Linked DNA regions of Homo sapiens: region 1 is linked to region 2. A link is an interaction called in ENCODE POLR2A ChIA-PET data of the cell type or tissue named here. Cell type or tissue: Caco-2. All regions are shown on one strand. Links, peaks and the distances in the headings refer to the core of each region. The heading gives the core; the rest is flanking DNA.

Evidence for each region. ChIA-PET counts read pairs that join two places held together with the same protein. Peaks named below come from ENCODE experiments on the same cell type or tissue, not always from the same donor. Only the 100,000 strongest peaks of a DNase experiment are listed, where the experiment ranks them.
Region 1: POLR2A ChIA-PET joins it to region 2 with 8 read pairs; 4 of 35 experiments call an interaction of 5 or more read pairs at or near these places.

The regions. Positions count from the first base shown.
Region 1 is chr18:58,420,546-58,430,827 of GRCh38, reverse strand. No RefSeq gene overlaps it. Among named protein-coding and RNA genes, the nearest start is that of MIR122HG, 21 kb to the left of the region's middle. In Caco-2, for the core only: no CTCF peak of the experiment used is centred there; a DNase peak (open chromatin) is centred at 5,727.
Region 2 is chr18:58,356,658-58,366,939 of GRCh38, reverse strand. NEDD4L (NEDD4 like E3 ubiquitin protein ligase) reads right to left here. Exons shown (of 31, transcript NM_001144967.3): 19 at 9,688-9,746; 20 at 2,607-2,672; 21 at 712-941. Among named protein-coding and RNA genes, the nearest start is that of MIR122HG, 84 kb to the left of the region's middle. In Caco-2, for the core only: no CTCF peak of the experiment used is centred there; no DNase peak of the experiment used is centred there.

The sequences.
Region 1 (10,282 bases), core at 1,015-9,014, 64 kb before region 2:
TTGGATGGGGGTTCATGGGTGCCTCTTGTGAGCTCTCCTTCAAAAGGGCCACATCAGCTGGCACAGCTTCCATTCTGAGCTGCCTTGCAATGTGGGTTTGTTGGTCGGGGGAGGGGGGTGAGGGCCCAAAGTGAAAAGAAATGAAAAAGATCCACAGGTCTGAGCACCAGTCGTGAGAACCCGATACACTGTAAGAATACAGCCTACAGCCCCTATTCCCACCAGGCTCCTGGGCATCCCTCCATTCCCAGGAATTGGGGTACACGAAGATGACTAATTTCCTGCATCAGCATTAGTTTTTAACACTGGCTAGCCACTAGAATAAAACCTATGTGTTCTGGGAAAACGAATTTACTTTCCAGATACTAATTACATTCTTACTCTCCTTTTCAGTGTCATTCTTGGTTTTCATTAGTCCTCAAATACAGGTCCATCACTAGGCAAAATTGTGAATTAGGAAAAGCTGAGGCCCTGACCCTTTTAAGGCTGTCTCCCACCTTAGAACCTCATTCCCTGCAGGCTGCACCATGGAGGAGGGACACCTCAGAGAGGCTGCAAGGGCCTGAAACTTCCACTTGTGTACCAAGCCTTTGAATATATGTGGGTACTGTTACCATTGATAAAATATAAATTTATTTCAATGTTATACTGAATTCAATATAACTTTTGGTCATTATGCATTTTCTTAATCAATTGATTTTAAAAGTACAAACTGCTATTATATGGGGAAGTCTGCGGAATTTTTTTGTTGTTGTTGTTGACAACGGTTCATTATGGTTAAGAACTACTAGTCTAGGACAAAGGTTGTTAATGTGTTAATCATTCAATAGTAATTGTGTGCCTACTGTGGTCAAGGTACCACTCTAAGTTCTGGAGATACTCATGAATGAAATTGATGTAATCCCTAACCCGCTGAGAGAGAGAAATACAAGTGAAGTATAAAGAGGTGTTAGTAACCAACCATGTGATAAATACTATGGGAGCACATAGTAAGGCACTTAAAGATCTAAGAAGGCTTCCTGTAGGAAATGGTGCCTGAGCCAAGACAAGGAAGTAGGTAGAAGCTAGCCTGTGAAAAGAGAGGGAGGCTGTGTCCTAGGAGGAGGAAACAAGATGCCAGAAGCCTGCAGTGAGAGTGTGGCATGGGAGACAGAGCAGCTGATAACACTGGAGTGTGGGGCTGGAGTGGGAAGTGTACAACACACAGCTGGGCTGGGACGCTGGGAGAGCTCGTACAAGTCCTGGCGGGCCACGCTGCAGATTGGACTCTGTCCTGGGAGCAAGGAGAAGCACGGAAGATGTTTAAGCAGGGGAGCACCACGACTACATTTGTGTTTTAGGAGGCTCTCCCTGACTGCCACAAGGCAGTAATTAGCAGATGTGGGGGTGGGGAGGGCGATGGGAAGGAAGGAGGGGCAGTGGGTGCGTATCAGGCCTTGGTTGTAGAGGATGAAGAGGGAGTGACAAAGATGGGCAGGCCATGGTTTCTGGATTTCATTGCTTCTGCTTGGTAGATACTGGAGAAAAGCTGGTTTAAAGTAGAAGATAAGTTTGGCTACAGAGGGTTTGAGTTTTAAGACCTAGAAACATCAGGCTCTCCCTTCTTTAGGCATTTTGAAAGAGGAGCCTCTGGATGGGTAAATATGAACACAAAGGACTTAATTTGTACTGGTGGAATTTTAGGAAATATTTTGGCAGAATGCAGAAAGCCATTTAAATAGCTTGATTAGAAGACAAATTATAACTCTTGCTAAAATAATAAAATATGATTCCAAGTAAAGATGTCAATACTCAATATCATCAGTGTGTTAACCATTAGCACCTGATACTGATCTATAAGCTGCAGTTGTGTGCAGGACTTTCTTTTCTTTTTGTTTTATTTTATTTTATTTTATTTTATTTTATTATTTATTTTTGAGACAGAGTCTCGCTGTGTCACCCAGCCTGGAGTGCAGTGGCGTGATTTCGGCTCACTACAACCTCCGCCTCCCAGGTTCCAGCAATTCTCCTGCCTCAGCCTCCTGAGTAGCCTCCTGGGATTACAGGTGTGCGGCACCATGCCCAGCTAATTTTTGTATTTTTCGTAGAGACAGAGTTTCTCCATGTTGGCCAGGCTGGTCTCGAACTCCTGACTTCAGGTGATCCACCCATCTTGGCCTCCCAAAGTGCTGGGATTACAGGCGTGAGCCACCAAGCCCAGCCTTTATTTATTTATTTATTTTTTTGAGACAAAGTCTCACGCTTTCTCCCACGCTGGAGTACAGTGGTGCAATACAGGCTCACTGCAACCTTTGCCTCCCGGGCTCAAGCGATTCTCCCGCCTCAGCCTCCAGAGTAGTTGAGTTTACAGGTATGCACCACCATGCCTGGCTAATTTTTTTTTTTTAGTAGAGACGGGATTTCGCTGTTGTCTAGGTTGTTCTTGAACTCTTGGCCTCAAGCAATCCGCCCGCCTCACTTTCCCAAATCGCTGGGATTACAGGGGTGAGCTACTGCACCCAGCCCATTGTTTTTGTTGTTGTTGTTTTTGTTTGTTTGTTAGAGACAGTCTCGCTCTGTCCCCTAGGCTGGAATGCAGTAGTGTAATCACAGCTCACTGTAATCTCTAACTCCTGGGCTCAAGTGATCCTCCATCCTCTGCCTCCTGAGTAGCTGAGACTGCAGATGCGTCCCTTGATGATACATTAAGTTTTAAGTTTTTTATAGAAATGGGATCTTGCTATGTTGCCCAGGCTGGTCTTGAACTCCTAGGCTCAAGCCATCCTCCCACCTTGGCCTTCCAAAGTGTTGGGATTACAGGTGTGAGCCACTACACCCGGTCTGGACTTTGTTTTCACATATTTAAAAATATATGTCTGATAAGTGCATCCTTATTACTATTAGAATGTCAAAATAATGTTTATTGGTCTGGAAAGATGCTAGTGTTTGCTGGCTATTAGCTAATTATTGGAATTCAGGCCTGACTGAACCATAGAGAAAGAGTCCAACAATAATATTACCAAGAATAATAGGACTACCATCAATAGTTGCTAATAACAGCAAGTATTACCAACAATAGTTGGTAATAATAGCAGGGATGAGATGGACTTGAGACCTGTTAAATTCAGAGAATATGCTGCTTCTGAGTGAGCTATCACTCATTCAGAGATAATGCAGATTCTCACTTTAAAACACCTTTTTCAAAGTATCAGCTATATTTAGCCCTGTCTAGGTGTTAGCAAAGATCTGGAGGAGAAAATGAACATATTTTAGGAGACAGTGAATAAAACTTGCATCGCTATCTGCTGGTAGGTTCAGTTGACACAACCGACTCAGCCTGCTTCCTGCTCACACGCATTATATAACGAGAACCGTTAGGGTTTAGTGTGTGCCTCATATGTGCAGGCATTGTGATAAGTGCTGAATGTACATTACCCATTAAATCCTCATAATACTATGAAAAAGGCTGAATTAAGATTCTCACTTTATCAGTGAGAAAGTAGAAACTTCCAGAAGAGAAGCTAAGTAATTTGCTCAAGGACTCCCACACCCTAGGGGAAAGGTCCTTAAGCCATGGTCTCCATGTGGGACCCAGCCACTCTTTGTATACATGGCCTAGCGTACCTCTCATCTCTCCAATCTCTTTTGAGGGAAACCATCTTAGTCCCTTTCTGGAAAGATAGGAGCCCTCCCCAGTGGCCTCATTCAGTTCCTCTAGCTCCAGGTGATTGGCTAATGTTTGTACTGAAGACTGGTTTGTGAGAACACTTAGTTTGGACAATGATGAGTAGCTGAACCAGTCAGGTCCTTTCTCTCCCAGGGGTTTGAATGTTGAAACATGCCAGGGATTGGGCAGTTGGCAGTGGGGGCAGAACCAGACAGAGAGAGTGGCTGAGCCATCATTATGGTGGAGGAGGAGACGACACCTCAGTGAGTGAACTCTGTGGCTGCTGGTGTCCATGGGACACCATGTCATGTCATGGCAGTGGCATTGGGTGTCTCGTACATTCCAGGCCTGGAGGTCACAGCTGGGTTTTCTTGACTCCAAGATAGAGAAACTCCACGCTGGGATTTCCAAGACCAAACCCACTTCCTACAAGTTCTGGGCCTTAGGTCCTCCTAATCCAAAAGAGAGTAATTTACAGCAAAGTTTTCACTGTTGTGGGGGAATTCTCTACACATTTCTAGAAAAGGAAGTCGAATCCCCCATAATCTTCTTTTTTTTTTTTTTTTTGGTGAGAAATTCCCTCAATGTGCTTTGAGCAGCTGTACTCAAAATATAGCATGGCACTCAAAACCTCTCTTTGTGGGGCTGCTGGCATACAGGACTTTTTATTTGCTTTGAAATGCTTTTTAATATTTCCTATTTTGAAAGTATTTTATTCTGATTTCTGGAAGCTTAGAAGAAAGTAGAAGCAATCACAATCACTTACACTGTTCTTACAATCACTACGGTGGTGTTTCCTTCTAGTCACTTCTTCATTTTATATGAAAAGAATATATATATATTTATGAGCATATATTGATGTGTATGTGTGTATATATAAGTTACTATGGAAAAATTCAATACTGATTTGTACTTTAATCAATGATGTGCTCCACTTTGCACCCTTGCTAAGTTGTTATTATTATTATTATTATTGTCATTATTTTGAGACAAGGTCCTTGCTCTGTCACCCAGGCTGGAGTGCAGTGGTGCAGTCATAGCTCACTACAGCCTCAACTTGCTGAGCTCAATGATCCTCCCCCCTCAGCCTCCCAAGTAGCTGGTACTACAGGTGCACACCACCATGCTGGGCTACTTTTATTTTTTAATGTGGTAAAGGCAGTGTTTCTCTAGGCTGGTCTTGAATTCCTGGGCTGAAGTGATCCTCCCACCTCAGCCTCCCAAAGTGCTGGGACTGTAGGCATGAGACACTGTGCCCAACCTATTATATCTTTTTAATATCTTTCTATTTGATAAACAAAAGTGGCATCTCGCTTTATCATTCATTTCTTTTATTACCACTAAAATTGTACCTTTAAAAATGTTTATTGGCAGCTGGATGCAGTGACTCATGCCTGTAATCCCAGCACTTTGAGAGGCCGAGGTGGGCAGATCACTTGAGGTCAGGAGTTTGTGACCAGCCTGGCCAACATGGCAAAACCATGTCTCTACTAAAAATACAAAAATTAGCTGGATGTAGTGGTACGTGCCTGTAATCCCAGCTATGCGGGAGGCTGAGGCATGAGAATCACTTGAACCTGGGAGGTGGAGGTTGCAGTGAGCCGAGATCATGCCACTGCACTCCAGCTTTCTTTTGTGAATTATCTTTCATGTTTTTGCCCATTTTTCTACTGAGAGTTTAGTATTTTTTTCTAACTACTGTCTAAAAGCTCTTTTTATATTAGGACATATTATGCTTGTTTATATTAAGGATATATTAATGATATATGTTTTTGTTGCAAATAATTTCCAAACTCATTGTCTTTTAATTTTAAGAGGTTAAATATGTGTGTATGTGTAATTATATCTATCAATTGCTTACTTTGTCACTTATTCTATTGCTCTATGCTTAAAAAAAATCTCTCCCCACCTTAAAGGTTTTTTACCTACATTTTCCGTTAACTTTCTTATGGTTTCATTTTCTTGGTCTTTAAAAACAAATGTGGCTTTTCTTCCATTCATTTGTGGTATTTAGGGTTATCTGTGCTTTTGGTTCTGTACCGAGAGTGCTGGGGAGATAGGGCCACCATATCTGCCTATCCCTTAGGAGAAACCAACAGATAACAAAGATAAGGGAAAGGGGGCTAGGTTTAGCCTCTGACACTCACACTGCTATCTAAGCCCCAAAGAAGACTAGCCTTGTCCTCAGAAAGCTAAAGAAGAGCCTGTCTTCTACTGACCAAAAGACCAAAAGACAGAGGTCAGAGGCCGTTACTGGAGGCCCCAGTTAATCAGATCACCCTTGCAGAAAAGAGTGAGAGGAGGGAGTGGGCAAAGATGGAGCCCTCCTTTCTCACACTTCACCATCTTGTTGGAGAAACCAAATCCCTGCCTGCAGGGAGAGAACTAATTATGGCTGTCCCCCCATGCACTGTATACCAGCCAATCCAGAGGCCACTAGTGCATGAAGATCAGCAAACTGGGGCAATTAATCGCCTTTGGGCATTTGGGTTCAGACACACATTTGGATTTTACCTCCCCAGAGAAAGATGCAGGGATATCCTGGCACCTACCCCAAAGCGATTGTGGATTGTCAGTTATTTTGTTGGTTTTGCTCTGGCAGGATCAAGAAGCAGGTGGAGCTGGTCTGAGTTTTTCATCTCCCTTAGGCAGCCAGACTTCTCCTCCAGGGCAACCTCCAGGGCCTTTAACTTCTCCCCAGGCACCACAAGCCTCCACGGGACATGGAGCAGGACCTAACCACCCTATACTGGGGACCTTCTTGCCTTTTGCTCATTTTCTTTCGTTTTTTTTGAGATGGAGTCTTGCTCTGTCACCCAGGTGGGAACGCAGTGGTGCGATCTCGGCTCACTGCAATTTCCGCCTCCCTGGTTCAAGCGATTCTCTTGCTTCAGCCTCCCAAGTAGCTGGCACTACAGGCGCGTGCCATCATGCCCAGCTAATTTTTTTTTATTTTTAGTAGAGACGGGGTTTCACCATGTTAGCCAGAATGGTCTCGATCTCCTGACATCGTGATCTGCCTGCCTTGGCCTCCCAAAGTGGCACAGGCATGAGCCACTGAGCCTGGCCTGCCTTTTGCCCATTTTCAAAATTTGCTAGCTTAACACCGTGTTGGCAACAGTGTGAGGAGCAGGCGTGTTCATATACTGACGATGGAAGTGTAGATGCATACAAATTGCAAGACGATTTGGTAATATCTATTAAAACTACAAATGTCTATGTCTTTTGACACACAATTCCTCCTTTAGGAATTTATTGTACAAGTGTGTGCAAAATTGCAGTATTGCTTATATAGCAAAAGATTGGAAACACACCAGATATCTACTTGAAAGATACCGGCCAAATAGCATAAGGTATACTCATAAACATTCTGGAGCCATTAAAAAATAATGTGAAATGAAAAAAAAAGAAAGAAAGAAAGAAAAAAGATCAAACAAACAAAAATAATGTGAAATGTGTGGGGTTTTTTTTGTTGTTGCACACCAATGAAACAATCTTAAGGATCTATTATACTTTTAAAAACACACAGAACATTCTCAAATTTCTATGAAATGAAAGAAGCAGGATACCCAGCAGCATGTATAACACAATTCCATTTCAGTAAAAAAAAAACAAGAAGGACAGCAAACTGTGCTTATTTGTCTGGAAGGACATCTGAGAACTGCTCATGGTAGTTGCCATGAGAAAGGAAATGGGCGACCTGGAGTTTGGAAGTGGTATGGACAACTCTCACTGTACTCCTTTGCATAGTTTCAATTTTGAACCATGTTAGTATAATACCAATCCAAAAAATTAAGTATACGAAAGCTTACTTGATTTGCTTTCTGATCCTTTTCCATTCTGTTCTCCTGCTGAGACTATGATAAGTTAGCTCATATTAAAGTGCTAATAGATTCGTGGGCCACACTCTCAGCCAGCATACTGGAATTTTATCAGGGGCCATTGGAGATGAGGCCTTGGCACAGAGGCCCTCCCTCAGACCCCCCTGGATGGACATCTGCCTCCCGGCTTATACATGGGGAACTGTCCTGGGCCATGCAGCTCTGTCCTCCACCAGGTTCTTTAAACTTTCAGACATAGCCCAGCTCCCTGGGCAGGTTCTAAAGCTTTGACCATGGAGTGATGAGGAAGAGATACTATTGTTATTTCATGGATCTGCCCAGCACCTGACTTGGGGCTGAAAGGATGAATGAACCTGTGAATGAAAGATGAAGTGCAATGCTTCCTCTGCAACTTCATGCATCCTATAATATTTCATAATATAATTATATATATTCATATATTGTAGCTTACTTACCTATATGGTGCAGAAAAATGGCAATGTTTGAAAATCCTCATATTTCTTTTTTTTTTTTTTTTGCCACTGAGATGGTATTTTAACTTCTTTCTCCATCTACAAATTTCATCTACGTTGTTCTCTGGGGCTTCAAAGATCAGCCATTGGCCAGGCGTGGTGGCTTACACCTGTAATCCTAGCACTTTAAGAGGCCAAGGCAGGTAGATCACTTAAGCCCAGGAGTTCCAGACCAGCCTGGGCACCATGGCAAGACCCCATCTCTACAAAAAAACACAAAAAAATTAGCTGAGCACCTGTAGTCCTAGCTACTCGGGAGGCTGAGGTGGGAGGATCACCTGAGACTGGGGAGGTTGAGGCTGCTGTGAACCATGATCATGCCACTGCACTCCAGCCTGGGTGACAAGTGAGATCCTGTCTCAAAAGAAAAAAAATCAGCCATCATTGCTAATATTGCCCACATGGAACTGCTTCTCCTTTAGGCTTGAGTAATAGCAAGGACAAGGCTTGGTGTTTTGTACAAGGAAAATTATGTCTCCTTTTTGATTCTGGAAGAAGAATGAGGAAGGAAAAATGAAGGAAGAGCTGACATTTCAGGCCAAAAGAAGGACATTCCCTGTAGAGGACAACTGGTAGCCATAGCTGATAGATACTAGAGAAGGCAATCCCAGAACCTGATAGTACTTTGCCCTTGGGCATGATGGGTGAAAGGGACGCTGGTTGAAGCCAGGAAGACCCCGGATCAGCCATAGAAAAGTGGGGTTTCTCCAAGAGGCTTCTCCCGCCTCGCTTTGCACACCTTCACATGGGTACTCTTGCATGTCATGGCTCAAGTGATTGTGGGGTGGATGGAACACTCCGCTACACACAGGTTTAATGCTTTGCAGCATTTCCTTTCACTAAATCCTCATGATAGCAAGGCAAAATACCTAAAAGTATTCCCATTTTACAGATGAGAAGAGTGACATCACTAACATGAAATGCTTTCAGGGGGCTTGCTTAGTTCCTGAGGAGCCAGATTGGGATTCAAGTCCACATCTTTTGATTCCAAGTTCAGTGCCAGTTCTATCCCGCACCCCAACTCCTGCATCAGCAGGCTTTGGAGATGGAGAAAGAAGTTAAAATACCATCTCAGTGGTAAAAAAAAAAAAAGAAATATGAGGATTCTCAAACATTGCCATTTTCCGCACCATATAGGTAAGTAAGCTACAATCTATGAATATATATTTGCATATTTATTATATATTTATATTTATATATTTATATATATAATATATATTATGAAATATGACAGTACCCACTTAAATGAGAATAATTGGCTTAAAAGTCTTAGCCCAGTGCCTGGCTCATAATAAATACTTAAGAAATGGCAGCTGTTTTTAATGTTGTTTTTATTGCTATTATCTTCCTCATCTTCCGCAGGCACAAGTGTCCCGCAAACAGAGGAGATAAGTGAGTTGCGTTTCTGGACTCTTGGCCAGGAGTCTCCAGCTTAGAACTAAGCTCTCCTGGAGGGATGCAGGGGGTCTTCTGTGGTGCCAGAAGAAAGTGTTAGAACCTCAGTATTTATTTAATCCTTTTTAGTATCTATATCTTATATGTGATGTTAATGTATACAATATATTCAAACATCTGTATAACTTATAAGTAAACATATACATATATTGGGAGTGATAGTCCATTCTTTTTGGATAGGCACAACACTCAATAATGTTTAGTGGTCACTAGTAAAGGAAATAAATAGATTTTATATGAGCAACAGCCAGAAAGAGAACAGATGCCAATACACTTAAACACACGAGAACAGAGACATCCAGAGCTCTTAAACAGAGATGGGGTGAGGAGCCAGGGCTCATGAAAAGAGCAGGGGCTGCTTTACATGTACAGGTGGGTTTATAACTACTTGATTCAGTGCCTCTAAGGCCAGTAGGGAGGCCAATCATGCTATTTACAAGTATGTATTGATTATCAGCTATGCTCCCAGCACTGTCCCGTGCTGCAAGGGGTACATCAGAAGTAGGAGATGCTTACCATGCAGTTCGGGAGACAAAGTTGAACCACAGCGAATAGATTCCACCTTGCTGATGACCTCTGATGTTCTCTGTAATTGGTGAGCCAGAGTGGATAAGCAGGTGAAGGAGGAGGTCCTCAATGGGAGATTGACGTGAGTGCATTCATTCATTGAGTAACTATTGATTGGGTGTCTCTTGTGTTCCAGTCATTCTGCTAAGTGCTGGATATACAAGAGTAAGCCAAATAGATAGGATCCCTGCAATGTCATGGACCAGAGGGGTCATTAACCAGGAAGAGGTTAACACTTTTAAGAATAAAGAAAGCCGAGG
Region 2 (10,282 bases), core at 1,522-9,521:
CCCCAGGAGACTGGTACCAGGTGGGAGATGTGGGGGAACCCACGTCCCCTTAGAGCCCAGGGCTGGAGTGATGACAAATGCCCTTCAGCAAGGTCAATGACTATTCTACTGGGGGCTTGGGTACTGCCCAACCCTTGGAGGATTCAGAGTCTGAAGGAGGAATGGCTGGCCTGGAAGTAGCTGATGTTTAATTGCTCAGAAAGCAATTTAGTCTGCCTCAGTTTCCAAGCCTGGCAATGATGAAATCCTAATGCAAGGGGAAACCTGGTTCTTTCCTTACAGGAGCAGGGCATGGTCCTAGGTCCTCAAAGTCCTTACAATTTGCCTTTACACAGGAGACCTCAGAAACGACTCTTGTTCAAAAAACACCTCCTTTGTTTTTGAATTCTAACACTGACAAGTCCTCCTCTTGAACACTGCAAATGAAAATCGCCTCCTGTTCCTTATCATAATTATCCACGTTTTCAATTTCAACTCCATGAACCCAATAGACAAGAAAAAAAATCAATGTTAGATGTTCGCAGAGTACACTATTTCACCACGTAGAGTCAGAACCTGTTCTAGACTTGCAAGGGGCTGTGGGGTGAGGAGAGAACAAACTCAGCAGAGTTAATGCATCTCGAACTCATGAGCTGCTTATCCTTTCATTCTGTTTAAATTCATACAACTGTCTCAGTGGGGGACACACACTGGGTGTGGCCATATACTTACGTGGCAGAGTACTCAAAGAGGCCGTAGTAGGGGTTGAACATCTCTTTGGACAGTAAGAAGAACCATTCTCTGGCCACACCCCCATAGTCAAGACCTTTCTCTGATTCAAACTCAATCCACAGTCTAGCTTTTAGGACATCTGGTCTTTTCACGGACATAATTCTCCGATAGGACTCTTCAAATATGTTATTTCTGTGAAGTTTCATTTCAAACCTATTGGGGATATCAGCCTACACAAAAGACAAAAGAAAACACATAATCATACAGTAAATACACACTTTGTTTTCTAATAAAAACAACAGCAAATGGTAGAAAAGTTGGCAGTCCTCAAAGAAACAGGCAGTGACAAATGGTTCCAACTGAGATTCTCTCCTTTAGGGGTTTTCCCTTGCAGACAGAAAGCCTTGCTGTGTCACGATGGGACACACGGCATCCACTAGCGATGCTCAGGAAAGTTAGAACTCTGCTGCGAAGGAGAACATCCTCCTTGCCCCCTTTAATAAACAACTGTGGGCACTTCTCCAGCATAGGGCAACCGAAAGGCAGTCGACTGTATCTGTTGCTTCACTCAAGAGACTTTAGCCCAGGTAGTCAAAACCTGTAATAATCCCCACCTGGCCAGGTTGGGCCTATCCATGCTCAACTGTGGCAGGGCCGCCAGGTGGTAGATATAATCCACGCTGCCTCAAGTCCATTTTGTTGCCATGGGGAGTGGGATCCTGATTATGCCAAGTGTGGGGAAAGCAGCCCAAAGCATGGTTCGCTGACATGAAAATAACAAAACACTTGACCAAGGTTGTGGCAACTGCCTCCTGCAAAGAGGCGGTCCAGGCTTGGTCTGGCTGTAAGAATGAATGTGCAGAGATGGTTTCCGGGTAGCAGACACTGCTATGTGAGAGCCATAGAGTGAGACTGGGTGATGACCACAGTCATCATCATTACCAGGGGACATGACTCACAAAGAAAACTGTGGAATTTTCAGTGATCATTTGAGTTTTGAAGGCAAAGAATCATTTCAATAGCAGTTACCCGCAAGCTCTTGAATCAGGACTTTGGAACAGAGACCAAAACCCCTAAATGAGAGCAGACATTGTGCCCCATCCAGAGATGTTCCCGGGCAGGAGGAACCAGCTGAGGGGAGGAGGCAGGGAGAGATGGCAATGGAGCCCAGGCCACCAGAGGGGGTCTGAGCTGCAGCCGCTTCTCTCCCCTCCCTAGAGGTGTAACCATAGTGATGGAGAAAATTGAAGAGAAAACTGCTAAGGAGGAATCGGAAAGTAAAACAGAGGATGCAATGTTGAACAATTTGGGGATGGTGTGTCATTAGAAAATGCAATGTTATAATTTAAAATGTTGCCCATAAAAATTTTTAGAGTTTCTAGGTTTTAAACTGCCAGGGATAATTATAAGTAGAAAATTACATTTGGACGTAATACTGCCAATTATTATAATTAAATATAACACTATATTATAAATACTGTAGTTGAAACTAAGCTTTTGCATTTACAAGGAAGGACTTGAACATTTTTCTTACCGGGATCCAGGTTAATTAAATATGATAACTGCGCATAATTGAATAGGCTTCCACAGATTTTGTGACTAGGGTTCTGAATTATTTTATATCCCATAAAAATCATTCCTGTCTTTTTATGTATTACATAGGAAATTACCCTTCAGGTGATTTGATATGTAACACTGAGTTAATTTTCACTTACCATTTCTGTTAAAAAGAAAATTCAGATTTTAGAACCAGGAGGATCAAAGTGCAGAGAGAAAAGGAAGGTAATATTTTTAGCATTCATATAAAAGTAACAACCAAGTTGTTCTCACTGAAGTGACTGTGGTAACTTACAAATGACTAACACAAAGCATTTTTGGAAGGCATGATTACTCACAGGTTTCTTTAATTTCTTCCTGAAGTAGTCATATTTCTGCTTAAATTCTCTGGAGTAAGGGACAGCCTGGAAGATAAATTTATAAATATAGATAATGCAAACAATACACCTGAAATTTTATGTATACTGAGGCAACATTCAAGAGAATTTCATGAGTCATAAACCGTAAATTCTCACTTCTCAGATTATCCATGGAAAAATTAGATAATGTCTACACAGCACAGGGGAAAGTCCTAGAACTGATGAGGGCTAATCAGCTTTGAATGCAGCTTTCACCCCTGAAAACAGCTATACTGCTATTTGAGAAACCATTTGGGGTACGCTACACAAACTAAACATGCTTTCCAAGTGACTTTTGTCAGAATATGAGTCAGGGTGTTTCTGTTTTTCTTTTTTGCTGTGGTTTAGGTAAGAGTTATTGGCTAAATACTTCTAACATACAACCCAGAATGACCTACGTTGGCATTTTGAAAAGTCTAATTACGGTTTAACGAATTTTTGTGGGGAAATACAACGAGCAGAAAGGGAAGTGAACTGACACTCCTATCAAGGAATATAAAATCAGGCAGATGGCATTCTCAAAAAATCCTCAATTTAGAAGTCAGAAGGTTTGTCCCTTAATATTTAGTGGTCTTGGGCAAGGATTTCTTTAAATCTCAAATGCTTTATCTATGAAATAGAGTGATAGTACCCCAGTTGAGGGCTCAGGAATTGAGTTAACTATAGTCATTCAAAAGTTGTGATATCTCTTCAGGCAAAGGAGTAACATGTTAATGTAGTCATTTAAATAATCTTTATTTGCTACCTTGTAAAGTAGCTTACAATATCTTAGAGTCAGGGCCGTGAGTTTTGGCTACTGAAAAAGCTTACGATATTTTTATGAGCAAAAAGGATTGGGTTTTGCATATACACAGACATTAACTATGACAGCCTCGAAAACAACTCATTGCTTTTTAGCCACTAGTATGAATTTCAGCAGAGAATACTTCTGCTGTTATCATTTCGGCCTAAGTTAATAAAATATACTGATCCTTAGTCTAGTATCTCCAGACTCCAAACCTTACACTTTCACCATACTTATCTTGACCAGAAACAGAAGAAATGAAGAACATGAACTTCCCTCTTTTATAGTTTTAAGACATGTTTATATAAAAAACCCGAAACAAAACAAACAACCACTCTTCCAGAAAATGAGCACGTCAGTGTTTTGCTCTGTAATTCCAGAGCAAAAAATACATCATCTTTATATAGCTTAGGAGCAATCTATAGACAATTTACACTGCCTATGGTCTTTTCTTAGTTTTTAAGCCAGTCTTCTTTGATTTTCCACTGAACAACAGATTTGACCTCACATCCTATTTATTTTAGGCAGTGTTTAGTCTGATGAAACCACATAGCAATTCTGAGTCTAGGCAAGGTATAAATTTGTTAATACCTGGACAACCACCAAAATAAGAAAAAGAATACAATGTTCTGACATAAGCCAATAAAGAGATCATGTTTTCTGCTCTACCAACAGTACATCCCGTCACAAACTAAGATTTCCTCTCTAGTTTATTTCTCACTTTCTGGTGTTCATTCTCGTCCATTCAACCGATACTTCTTGAGCACCTACTCTGTGCAAGGCATTTTAGGTGCCAGAAAAATAACAGTACATAAACCAAAGGTAGCTTTCCCAGTTCCCTCCTGGAGCTCACAAGCTGTTGAGAGCAACAGGCAATAGGAAATCAATGAATAAACCGTGGTAGTGCCATGAGGAAAAAAATGACCCCATAGGAACTAAAAAAGTGACTTCCTTCCACTCTCTCCTGCCAGCGTTAGAAGGCCTGCACTCTCGGGTAGACTCTCATCAGCTGGCTCTGCATCACATCCTCTCTACTAAGGAGTTTCTTCACTGTTAAGTGGAAGAATTTGACTGGATGAACAAACGTGACTCAGCTCTTCTATTTCTGAAAGTCTGTGATTCCCAGCAACTATTTTTTGTTTGTTCCTGTATTCGTGAGGGTTCTCCAAACATCACTGTTACATCACAGTTCCCCCTACTCCTGAAAATGTTGGAAAAAAAGCTTAAACAGTCATCACTGTGTATGCAAGTTCGACTGTCTTAAATGACAAATTCCCCAAGGAGCAGATTTCAACATGTGGCCCCCAGCCTATGATGCCCGTTCCCTTGCCTGCTCTGTCTCCTGGCAGGGGCTGAGGAGGTGTGGGCGGAAATGTTGAGATATTTCAAGCCTTTCTCCTTCTGGGGAATGATGCGTGAAAGCTGAAAAATCACTGTCTTCCTCTTGCATTCATTATCTTTTCTCTCCAGAGGTAGTTCTCATGATAGAATAAGAAGAGCAAGTTTTTACATTCTCTTCCTGAAAACTTTCCAACAACGTACCAGGACAAACATCCTTCCAGTGCAGCTTCTGAAGAGATTACACGTACATTTTTTTTTTTTTAATTATTGGACCAAATCATTTGTTCTCACTTGAAAATCTCGAATGTCATTTTCTGGCTTACAAGTTAGCTTGTAAAATAGGTCTACGTGAAAAATGAACATATCTGTTGATTAAAGCCCTTTTGCTCTGCATTAAATCTGTGTTCCTGTTTTGGGTACAGAATGAAAATCTGCCTTATTGTGTAGGTCGGTTCTAAATGTTTTCACATCATCACTGGCCGGGAGACATTGGAGCTCCTTGCACAGAAGGGCTCATGCCCGGCACGGGGACATCAGTGACACCAGCGCATCTGGGGCTCCGGTCCTGATTCTGACCCTTGCAAGGACTGTCAGCAACAGAATAAGCTTTCTGAGCTTCTGACAAATTGGAAATAACAACATTTGCCCTGCCTTTCTGAGGGGACGACTGTGAGTTTCAAGTCGGCTGATTATAAAGTTCTTGGAAAAATGAAAGTGTTACACAACATGAGATAGTGTTCATGACAGCAGCATGTGTGAACATCACTTACTAAATGCTATTACTAGTGATATCTGCTATACACAGAGCATGCTAACTTACAGGAATGCTGAACACTGAGCTGCCACAGAAAGGGTCCCCTCTCCCTAAAAATATGTAGAAACGCTAGGCCTACTTAGAACTGATATTTTTAAAACTTGGGAAGAGAAACTCTAGGTACTAGGTAAGCAGAAAGACTCACAATTAGAGAAATCAGTGGGCACTGGACCTAGACATAGGGGCTTGGGTTTTAATCTCCCATGGGGACACAGAACTTGGCCTTTGGTCTACATGATGGAGAAAGAACAGTCATTGTTTAAAACCTAACATCTGGAAAGGGGACAAGAAAACTCTACCCACCGGACCAGGGAAGTTGCAAGGAAGCTTACCTTCTGTCCAGGACCATAAATGGGAGAAAAACAAAAAGAAACAGACCTGTAATAAATCCATACTCCAAGCCTGTGCCAAAGTGGGTATGAGGTCCACAGTTATACTGACTGGGGGTGCATGAACCCAAGCTAAGAAGTTAACAGTAAATACAGGTCAGGACTTACAAAAGCCTCATAGGAAAAAAAAATGAGCTTGCTCATGCTCTCTCTCTCCCTCTTGCATGCATGTACACACACACACACACACACACACACACACAAATTATAAACTGAACTAGGCAATAATCTACACTCTTAAGGAGAGTCTACAGACGTAGTGGGAGATTTAATGATCCTAGGACCAGAGATAATAGAATAATCTCAAAGAGGCTAAGAAATAAATATCTTAAAAATAATAAGCAGATGAAAGCATCAAAAATAAATAAAGAGATAAAGAGAACAGGACAAAATAACTATGAAGACAAAAGCAAATTTTAAACGACCAAATAAAACTTTGAGCAATTAAATTTAGTCACTGAAATAATAAACACAATGAACTGATAAAGAGATTACAAAAAAAGCTTAAAGAATTAACTGGAAGAGCTAAGTAATAACTCACAATACAGCAGTGAGAGACAGAAAACACAAAAGTTAAGAGATAAAGCAGACAATGTGAAAGAGAAGTAAATGTCCAATAGGAGTTACAGAAACAGATACTTAGAGAGAATCGGAAAAATGCAGTATGTTAAGAAATAATAGCTGAGAATTTTCCAGAACAGAGGAAAGACACAATCCCCATACTGAAGAAGCCTGAGTCCAAAGCAAGATAAATGAAGAGAACTCCACACATAGGTACATGATGATAGCGAAATTGTAAAACATCTAAGACACAAATAAAAATTCAAAATCACTAGAGAACAGAGCCATTTACCTACACAGAAACGACAATGAGATTGACAGCAAACCTGTTATCATCATTTATGGAGGCCAGAAGACATGCAGGAGAATCTCCAAAGCACTGAGGGAAAATAATTTAACCAAGATTTCTATCATCAGCTGAACTTCAGAGAGGTCAAATGAGACCTTTTGAGTCAAAGACTAAGAGATATTACCACTCTCAGACTGTCACTGGCAGTGCTGCTGGGCAGAAGTGCTCAAACCTGAGGGGGCACTGGAATCCCTGGGAGAGCAGTTAAAACAAAGACTGGTGTCCCACCCCCAGAGGTGCTGATTCAGTAGGTCTGGGGTAGGACCTGAAAACTTGCATTTCCAACAAGCTCTCAGGCGATACTGATACTCTGGTCAGCAGACCACACAGTAAGAACCATAAACTGGACTAGGCTTCACTAAGATCAAAACTCACCCCAGAAAAAAAATGGATGGAAGAACCAATGGTGGGCAAACCAATGGTGGGCAAAGAAATTTGTCTACATTTGGTAAAATTAAATCAGTATGGACAGTAGGGAGAAAAAAGATAAAACATATTAATGACTATTTGACTATTAGGAAAGTTTAAAGCAAGGTAGTTTTAAAATTCCACCCAACAATGACGTGGCAAATGGGAGTGGGAAGAATGGCATTCAAGTTCCCTGAGGTCCTGATGTTAAGGAGAGTAGACAGTGATTCATTTTAACCCTAAGTCAAGTATGTGGGTTACACAGTTTAATGTGAGAGCTATAAGAATACAAATAGAAAGTACAGCCTGCAAGCACATAGAGAAAATAAAATAGAGAGTACTCTATCAATTGAACAAAAGGCAAGAAAGAAGATAAAATATCGCGAGAGAGAAAAGATATGCTAAACAGCAAATACGAACAGAGAAAGAGAATGTAGTTATATACACCTCAGACAACATCGACAGGGCAACAGTCACCACAGAGACTGACAGAACTATCTTGATTAGATCCAATAGCAAAATAGCAATGAGAATGTAGATAATTTGAACACCACAGGCTTGACCTAATGGACACAAAAAGAACTCTATATTCAACCAAAGACACAATACACATTCTTTTTAAAAAGAAAAAGAACATTTACAAAAAGTGATCAAGCTTCCAATGAAGTTTTAAATAAACATCCAATAATAAATATTCTCTAGACAATATTATCTGACCATAATGCAATAAAATTAGAAATCAATAAAAAAAAATGAATAGGCACAACCCTCCCATACTCTTAGAAACTAAAAAGCATATTTTAAATAATGTATAAGTCAAGAAGAAAAATCAAATGAAAATTGCCAAATATTTAGAACTGAATGACAACAAAGGCCAAATGTCTACACTAAGTTGATAACTACCTAAATACAGATTCTCCTCTATTGAAAGCAATATAATGAATAATAATAATAAAAATGAAGGAATAAACAAGGGTCTTTTATTAACAGAAAGCAGAGAGCTCTTTCTTGGGGGCAAATCTACTTGGCTTTATGATGCTGAGCAATTTTCAGTAAGATTTAATAAGGACTAGCAGTGTTTGAGTGACGGCCGGTAATTGATAAGTGATAAAAATATTTTGAAAAGGCTTCAAAGTTATGTCAAAAGTCTTCTGTCACTTAAAAAGAATAGTTTCTTGAATTTACCTTGTTCTAATGATGTAGAAGAGAAAATAATATTCCAATAAACAACTGTGACTGCGAATATATATATATCAAAAGGAAGCATCAGAGTAAGGCAGTGTTTAAGCCGCATAGAGAAAAAAGTTGACTGTTTTTACCCAGGTACTACTGGGCACTTTGCCTAGGAAATAGTACCCAAATGACTAAACAAATCCAACAAGTAACTAACAGGAGTCAGTTACCGGGGCACATTTGCAATGTAGTATCTTTTAAGTTTTCAAATGGATGTATCTTACTAATTCAAAACATAATTTGAATGGAATCAGATTAAAGCCATGAAATTGGAATTTTAAATCTACCTACTGGCCTCTTAGCTCAGCATGTGATATAACAAACTTCAGTTCCTTTTGCTCCTCTGGTCTAAGAATCCCAAATTTGCAATCTTCTGCTGATCGCAGTACAACTCCTGTAATTCCAAATTACCTCCCTGCACTCGTATAGCCACTGACAAAAGCTGGTGGTGTGCTCTCTGCTGATGAGTGTGGTCCCATTCTACAGACTTGTTAACAAGTGTGAGATACCAAATGTCTCCTGATGCTTCAGGGAGTGGGGTTCTCACACTGCCTTATGAACACAGTGTGCTACGGTGTTTTAAGAGGTCATCACGCCTGCATCAGAATTGATTCTTTTTCCACCCGGCATATATGAGGGGACCATGAGAACACTGTGGGTCGGCAGAGTTCCAAACTCTTAACTCTGCCAGCTCCTGAACTTAGCTATAATCTCACCCAAACTTCTACAGATTTTTGAAAGTTGTAAAAGATTTAAACTTTTGGCATACATTTACTACTCCTGGCCTAAAGAAATGATAACACTTTATGAAGATAGGGCTTGGTTTTGCTTCATATAAAAAGGAAGGGAGGGAATTTTGACTATACTTATAGTCCACCCTTTTATAAAGGAGAAGAAAAATGTTTAATTCTGCTGTCGTTATCAAGCTGTTTTCCTTTATAATGAAATCCATCTGAAAAGGCACATGCAGCTGTACCTCACCTGGAAACTTCAGTAAGGAGATGGCAGCAAAGTGCTCTGTTTCTAGTCAACTACTCAATCACCGTTGTCCCTTGACATCACCGTTATCAGTAATACACAAGAAACACGTAAACACGTAACCAAAATCTTATACTGAAGAGGCAGAATTTGAAAATACTGACCGGACCAGTAATAGCTGGGTTCTGCAGTCTTGGGTCTTCCCACTGAGTAATTTTGCTATCTGAAAATGTTAAAAAAAAAAAAAAAAAATCAGAACATTAGTTCAAATCTATTCTATGTAAAGAAAGTTTTGGAAGGAAGTATTTCTGGATTCTTCAAAAGCTGTCCAGTCCCCCACCCTGTGTTCTAAAGACAAATTAGTATTTCAGAGTTAGCAGGTAACTACAGTCTATATGGCAACCCCCCTCACATACTGTTTAGTTAAAAACACTCAATCAAAAATGCACAACTAAAGATAAACCATCTATTCATACTGTTTTGGGCAAATAACTTGCTAAAATGGGAATTATAAACCCCTGTTCTTTTAAGGATTTATAACTTGATCTTGATTTTCATTTAGTTGAAAAAAAGCATTTAAAAAGTCTTAGTTTCCCAAAAGGCTAACAAACACACACACGATTTTTTTTCTCATTTCAAATACTTTTCTCTTTACTTATGGTGTTGAAAAACTGCTTTCAATTAAGAATCCTGCATTGAACAAATGAATAATCTATTACATGCGTCACTCATATGCACACAAAAATCAAAGCAGCTTAG